Regions from separate parts of the Homo sapiens genome. Here region 1 is linked to region 2. A link is an interaction called in ENCODE POLR2A ChIA-PET data of the cell type or tissue named here. Cell type or tissue: MCF 10A. All regions are shown on one strand. Each heading gives the region's core, and the rest is flanking DNA. Links, peaks and the distances in the headings are about the cores only. Region 1 overlaps RNF8 (ring finger protein 8). Region 2 overlaps SLC26A8 (solute carrier family 26 member 8).

The links. ChIA-PET counts read pairs that join two places held together with the same protein. Peaks named below come from ENCODE experiments on the same cell type or tissue, not always from the same donor. Only the 100,000 strongest peaks of a DNase experiment are listed, where the experiment ranks them.
Region 1: POLR2A ChIA-PET joins it to region 2 with 5 read pairs; 2 of 35 experiments call an interaction of 5 or more read pairs at or near these places.

The regions. Positions count from the first base shown.
Region 1 is chr6:37,361,677-37,364,591 of GRCh38, reverse strand. The region is part of intron 2 of RNF8 (ring finger protein 8); the gene reads right to left. Among named protein-coding and RNA genes, the nearest start is that of RNF8, 9.2 kb to the right of the region's middle. In MCF 10A, for the core only: no CTCF peak of the experiment used is centred there; no DNase peak of the experiment used is centred there.
Region 2 is chr6:35,953,917-35,956,831 of GRCh38, reverse strand. SLC26A8 (solute carrier family 26 member 8) reads left to right here. Exons shown (of 20, transcript NM_052961.4): 17 at 1,312-1,680. Among named protein-coding and RNA genes, the nearest start is that of SRPK1, 34 kb to the right of the region's middle. In MCF 10A, for the core only: a CTCF peak has its summit at 647 (motif pointing right); a DNase peak (open chromatin) is centred at 1,571.

The sequences.
Region 1 (2,915 bases), core at 264-2,763, 1.4 Mb before region 2:
CCAGTTATTCTGCATGCTTGCCAGCACTTGGTATCATCAAGTCTTATTTCAGCAATTGTATTAAGTATGTATCCGTCAATATATTTTTTAAAGTCTTTACTAAAGCGGAACATGCAAACATAAACGTGCACAAATCATAAATGTACCAACTCGATGAACAGTCACAAAATGAACATCTTAGTGTAACTACCATAAGGTCAAAAACAAAACAAACCCCACATTATCAGCATCCCAGAAACCCCTGTGTGTCTCCTTCTAGTCAGTAGCCACCTTGGCAATAAAGTGACTACTATCCAGATTTAACAGCACATGTAAATTTTGCCTGGTTTTAAACATTGTATAAATGGCATCATATAATATGTATTCTTTTGTGTCTGTCTTCTTTCACTCAATTTTTTTTTTTTTTTTTTTTTGAGACAGAGTCTCGCTCTGTCCCCCAGGCTGGAGTGCAATGGCCTGATCTCGGCTCACTGCAAGCTCCGCCTCCCAGGTTCATGCCATTCTCCTGCCTCAGCTTCCAGAGCAGCTGGGACCACAGGCACCCGCCACCACGCCTGGCTAATTTTTTATATTTTTAGTAGAGACGGGGTTTCACCATGTTAGCCAGGATGGTCTCGATCTCCTGACCTCGTGATCCGCCCGCCTCGGCCTCCCAAAGTGCTGGGATTACAGGCGTGAGCCACAGCGCCCAGCCTTCTTTCACTCAATATTATGTGAGGTTTATCCATGTTATTAGATATAGTAGTTCATTCATATTCACTATAGTATAGTGTTTCAATATAAGATTATTCCACAATTTATCCATTCTACTGTTGATGGACATTTGGGCTGTTTCCCGGGGAGTGAAAATACTGTGTCAAGAGCTATATGTATGTTCAACTTTAATGAATAATGCCAAATAATTTCCCAAATTGTACCAATTTACACTCCCAACAGAAGGGTAAGAACATTCTATCACTCCATATCCTTACCAATACCTGGCATCACTAGTCTTCAATTTTAGCCACTCTGGTGAATGTGTAGAGGTATTCCATTATGGTTTTAATTTAAATTCCCCAGATTATTAATGAGGTTGAACAACTTTTCATTGGATAGAACCTTTTGTGAAGTGCTTGTCTCTTGCTCATTTTTAAATAGGGCATATCTGTCTTTTTCTTATTGGAGTTCTGCAGATACCTCAGTATAAACCCTTCATTGACTATAATGTGTAGCAAACATCTTCCTCTGAGTTTGCCTTTTACTCTCTTAATGGTGTTTTTTGACGAATGAACGCTTTTATTGTACTACCATCAGTATTTTTAAAAAGTGCCCCAGGTGAGAGTAAAAACTGGAAACAGGGTTGATAACCACTGCTCTAGTTGCTGGAGGACCAGAAGCTGAACTGTCCCAAACAGCAAACTTTGTTCACGTAAGAGTACACTCAACAGGGACTTCAAATGCCAGAGTCTGCAGAAGAACAAAGGTAGGAATCACCAGGCAGCAGGTGAAAAGCAACAGGAGAGGAGGGTAAGAATGGGAAAGGCTCAAGTAAGACGTGACTGAACCTCTAAGGCATTTCATACTGTGACTTTAAAACAACCAATTTTCTGAAAGAGCTGGATACCAATACAAAGGACGGGCCATCTGAAAAGCTTATGAATTGACCAAAACCTACACAACTAGAACCATCCTCATACTGTGTGCAGACTTAGCTGTCCTCCAAGGTTTTTTTCTATATTTTAAGCCAATTTTAAACCAAAATAACATTTCTTGCAATTTTTGTATCTATACTTAAGCTCTCACTTTCTGGCCATTCCAGCAGATAAGAGAATGCAGCTCTGAGTTTTTAACTTGTTAGAAACACCTATCTCTTGAAAAAGATTTGGCAAATGACTTCAAACACAACCACAGCAATAATACCCTACAGCTGAAATTCAGGTCTCTTATCAGCAGAAGAGGGCTGCCATGGCATCATGCCAGGAGGAAGCCAGAAAGGGGGCATCTGTAGTCAAAAGAAAAGTGCAGGGGGCAGGGGGGATTTACTTGTAAGAATTGTTCCATCAAAACACCCCAGTCCTAGCTTCTCTTAAAATTAAATCAGTTATCTCACAAACAATCACAGCTAAAAAGTTTAAACAGGTTGTTAAGAAACCTATCTTTCCTCTCTATTGCCTGACTGAGACCTGAGAAGAATCATATGATAACAGCAACCCTAGAAGGAAGGGTACAAAGCAAACACTGGAGAGTGAGCCCGGAGCACAGTCATGATCTGATCTTGCACAGGCTGCCTCTGTATCCCTGTGGTTGAAATTCAAATAACACTGAAGTTGATCAGCTGTTGGCTTCCCAACCTATGAAAATCTGCTAATCCCATAAGTGGATCACATCTACACTGCACATAATTAAGAAAAGCAGCAGCAGAGAACTCACCTCTATAATATTGTAATCCTAACTCTCATACAGCCTACTCTGATGAGGAAAACATCTTTTCCTAAGCTGTTTTGATATACGCTATTACAGAGGCTTTAAAACCTTGCAGCTATATTTTAAATATGCATAATTAATTGTTTGACGTCATAAAGCCAGTATAGCAAATTGCTTACATACTTTACTGATACTTGACACAGGGCATAGCAGAGAAACTTAAGTCCTGGCTCATTATAGAGAAGGCTTTGGGCAAGACAGTTTATCTCTCTGGGCCTCAGATTCATCTGTCTACATAAGGGGTTAAAGTAGATAATCTCAGTGCCAATTTTTATCCTGCTCATGGTGCCTTGCTAAAAGTGCTGAACTGATTTACTTAGCATTTATGTACTGTCTCCTTCAATACAGTGCCAACTCAACTTAATTCTAGAGCAGGAAGATACTTTCCAACAGCTTAAATCTAGCAGTTTTATGCACGCAATATGAGGATGGCAGGCAGACCTGTGGGATAC
Region 2 (2,915 bases), core at 232-2,731:
TTCTCCTGCCTCAGCCTCCTAAGTAGCTGGGATTACAGGCATGCACCACCACACCTGGCTAACTTTGTATTTTTAGTAGAGATGGAATTTCGCCATGTTGGTCAGGCTGGTCTCGAACTCCTGACCTCAGATGATCCACCCACCTCAGCCTCCCAAAGTTCTGGGATTACAGGTGTGAGCCACCATGCCTGGCCTTACTTATCCCTTCAATGAACGTGTGCACACTGCCAGGTAGAGTCTGGTTCCTGTAAATGCAGAGTCCACATTTGCATCCTGCACATCATTGTGTTCCTGGTCCTTGTTACTGTCCTTAAGCTATAGCAGGCAGTCTGGGCCTTTAGGAGGTTGACAGCAGTGGTAAAGACAGCCTTGCTCATGTAATTTTTTTTTTTTTTTTTTTTTTGGACATAAGGTCTTGCTCTGTTGCTCAATCTGGAGTGTGGTGGTGTGGTCACAGCTCACTGCAGCCTCAACCTCCCAGCTTCAAGCGATCCTCTCACCTCAGCCTCCTGAGTACCTGGGACAATAGGCGTGTGCCAGCTTTTTTTGGGGAGGGGGCAGGGGGGCACGACAGGGTCTCACTGTGTCACCCAGGCTGGAGTGTGCACTGGTGCAATCTTGGCTCACTGCAACCTTCATCTCCCAGGCTCAAGCAATCCTCCCACCTCAGCCTCCCCAGTAGGTGGGGCTACAGGCTCACTGACACGCCCAGCTATTTTTATTCTTATTTATTTTTTATTGTTTTGTATTTTTTGTAGAGACAGATTTTTGCCATGTTGCCCAGGCTGGTTTCAAACTGCTGAGCTCAAGGGATCCACCTGCTTTGACCTTCCAAAGTGCTAGAATTATAGGCATGAGCCACTGCACCCAGCCTTCAAGTGCTTTTTGTCTTAAGGAAGTCTGAAAGGAGACTGTTGCACTGATGAAGGAAGAGGGTGCTGAGACAAGGGACTGATGGGAAAAAAATACTTCACACAAAGTATTAGTAGGCACTGGAGACTAACTAGGACCCAAGCATGAGGAAAAGGAGTAAAAGATGTTTTAAGTCTGGCTCACTGGGACAGTGATGAACATCAGAAGTTGGGAGGGGGGTGTCGTGGGTGGTGAAGATGAGGAAAGATGACTGTGGGGGCTTCAGTTGTGAGCTTGAAGTGACAGATATCCAAGTAAAAAATGCACAGTACCTACTCTCGGGAGAAGTTTCATGAGAGAGGGACATGAGCTGGCAGAGACAAGAAATAGCATCGTTGCAAGTCCTTCCGGCCCTTGTTGGTGTCTTACCACAGCCCTCCCTTAACTCTGTCGTCCCAGATTCTTTACACAGAGCGATTTGAAAATAAACTGGATCCCGAAGCATCCTCCATTAACCTGATTCACTGCTCACATTTTGAGAGCATGAACACAAGCCAAACTGCATCCGAAGACCAAGTGCCATACACAGTATCGTCCGTGTCTCAGAAAAATCAAGGGCAACAGTATGAGGAGGTGGAGGAAGTTTGGCTTCCTAATAACTCATCAAGAAACAGCTCACCAGGACTGCCTGATGTGGCGGAAAGCCAGGGGAGGAGATCACTCATCCCTTACTCAGATGCGTCTCTACTGCCCAGTGTCCACACCATCATCCTGGATTTCTCCATGGTACACTACGTGGATTCACGGGGGTTAGTCGTATTAAGACAGGTAAGTACTGAGGAGGCCTTGGCAGGAGCTCTGATCCCCCTCCTACCATCCCAACCCCACCCTGATCCTGATTGAATTCTGTTAGTCACTGATCAGCTGCTATGAGACTGCTAGGCCACCAGAGCCTTGGACACCAAAGGCAGTACAATATAAGGTCAATCAAAATAAAAAGAGAATGAACCAATTCTTTTTTCTTTTTTCTTTTTTGAGATGGAGCCTCACTCTGTTGCCCAGGCTGGAGTGCAGTGGCACAATCTTGGCTCACTGCAACCTCCACCTCCCAGGTTCAAGAGATTCTCCTGCCTCAGCCTCCTGAATAGCTGGAACTACAGGCATGTGTCACTACGCCCTGCTAATTTTTGTATTTTTGGTAGAGACGGGGTTTCACCATGTTGGCCAGGTTGGTCTCAAACTGCTAACCTCAAGTGATCCGCGCACCTCGGCCTACCAAAGCTCTGGGATTACAGGCGTGAGCCACCATGCCCAGCCTAAAATGAACCAATTCTGATGTATTGAGCTGCGGTTGGTTTGGTAAGCATAAAACATTATTATTTCTCAAGAAATGAAAAACAGGACACTCTGAACTTCACTGAAACAGCAATCTGTGCCACGCCCAGTAACTCCCAGAACATCCTGGGAGTCAGCTGCAAATCTCTTCAAGGAATAGGTCTGAATGCTTCAGAAAAAAAGCAGCTCACCAGGAATTCTCCACAGTTCAGCTGATCTGAGCCAGCACTGTAAAAGGCACTGGGCTGTCTTGTACTCCAGTTTGAAGACGTTGGGATGAAATGACACCTCAAACTTGGGGCTGGCTGTCCAGTACCTGCAGGGTCTTCCCCACTTCCTTCCTCACTGACACATCATCAGGTGAAAAGGACAAGGATGATTTTCCCTTCAAAAGCTGTGTCCCCGGGTCCTGACTTCTTTTCTACTCTTGGGTTTCTCTAACAGTTCTCTTTTGTCTTCCTCCTATATGGTACAGACAGTTTAAGTGCACAGCTAACCATATTGATGTCATTGTTTAATGCCTCATAAGTATAATATTCCTTTTTAGCCAGCTTATCCCAGTTTACAGCACTCTGTCTCCCTCTTGGTGATGGCTCAGGTTTGAACATCCTGAACACTCATGGTGTTTGAGTGCTTCTTTTGAGATTTGCACACCTCTTTTGAGATTTGTGCCTTTGGATGGTTTTCCTTCTTTTATCCTCAGAACCTATTTTGTCATATTTTCTTAC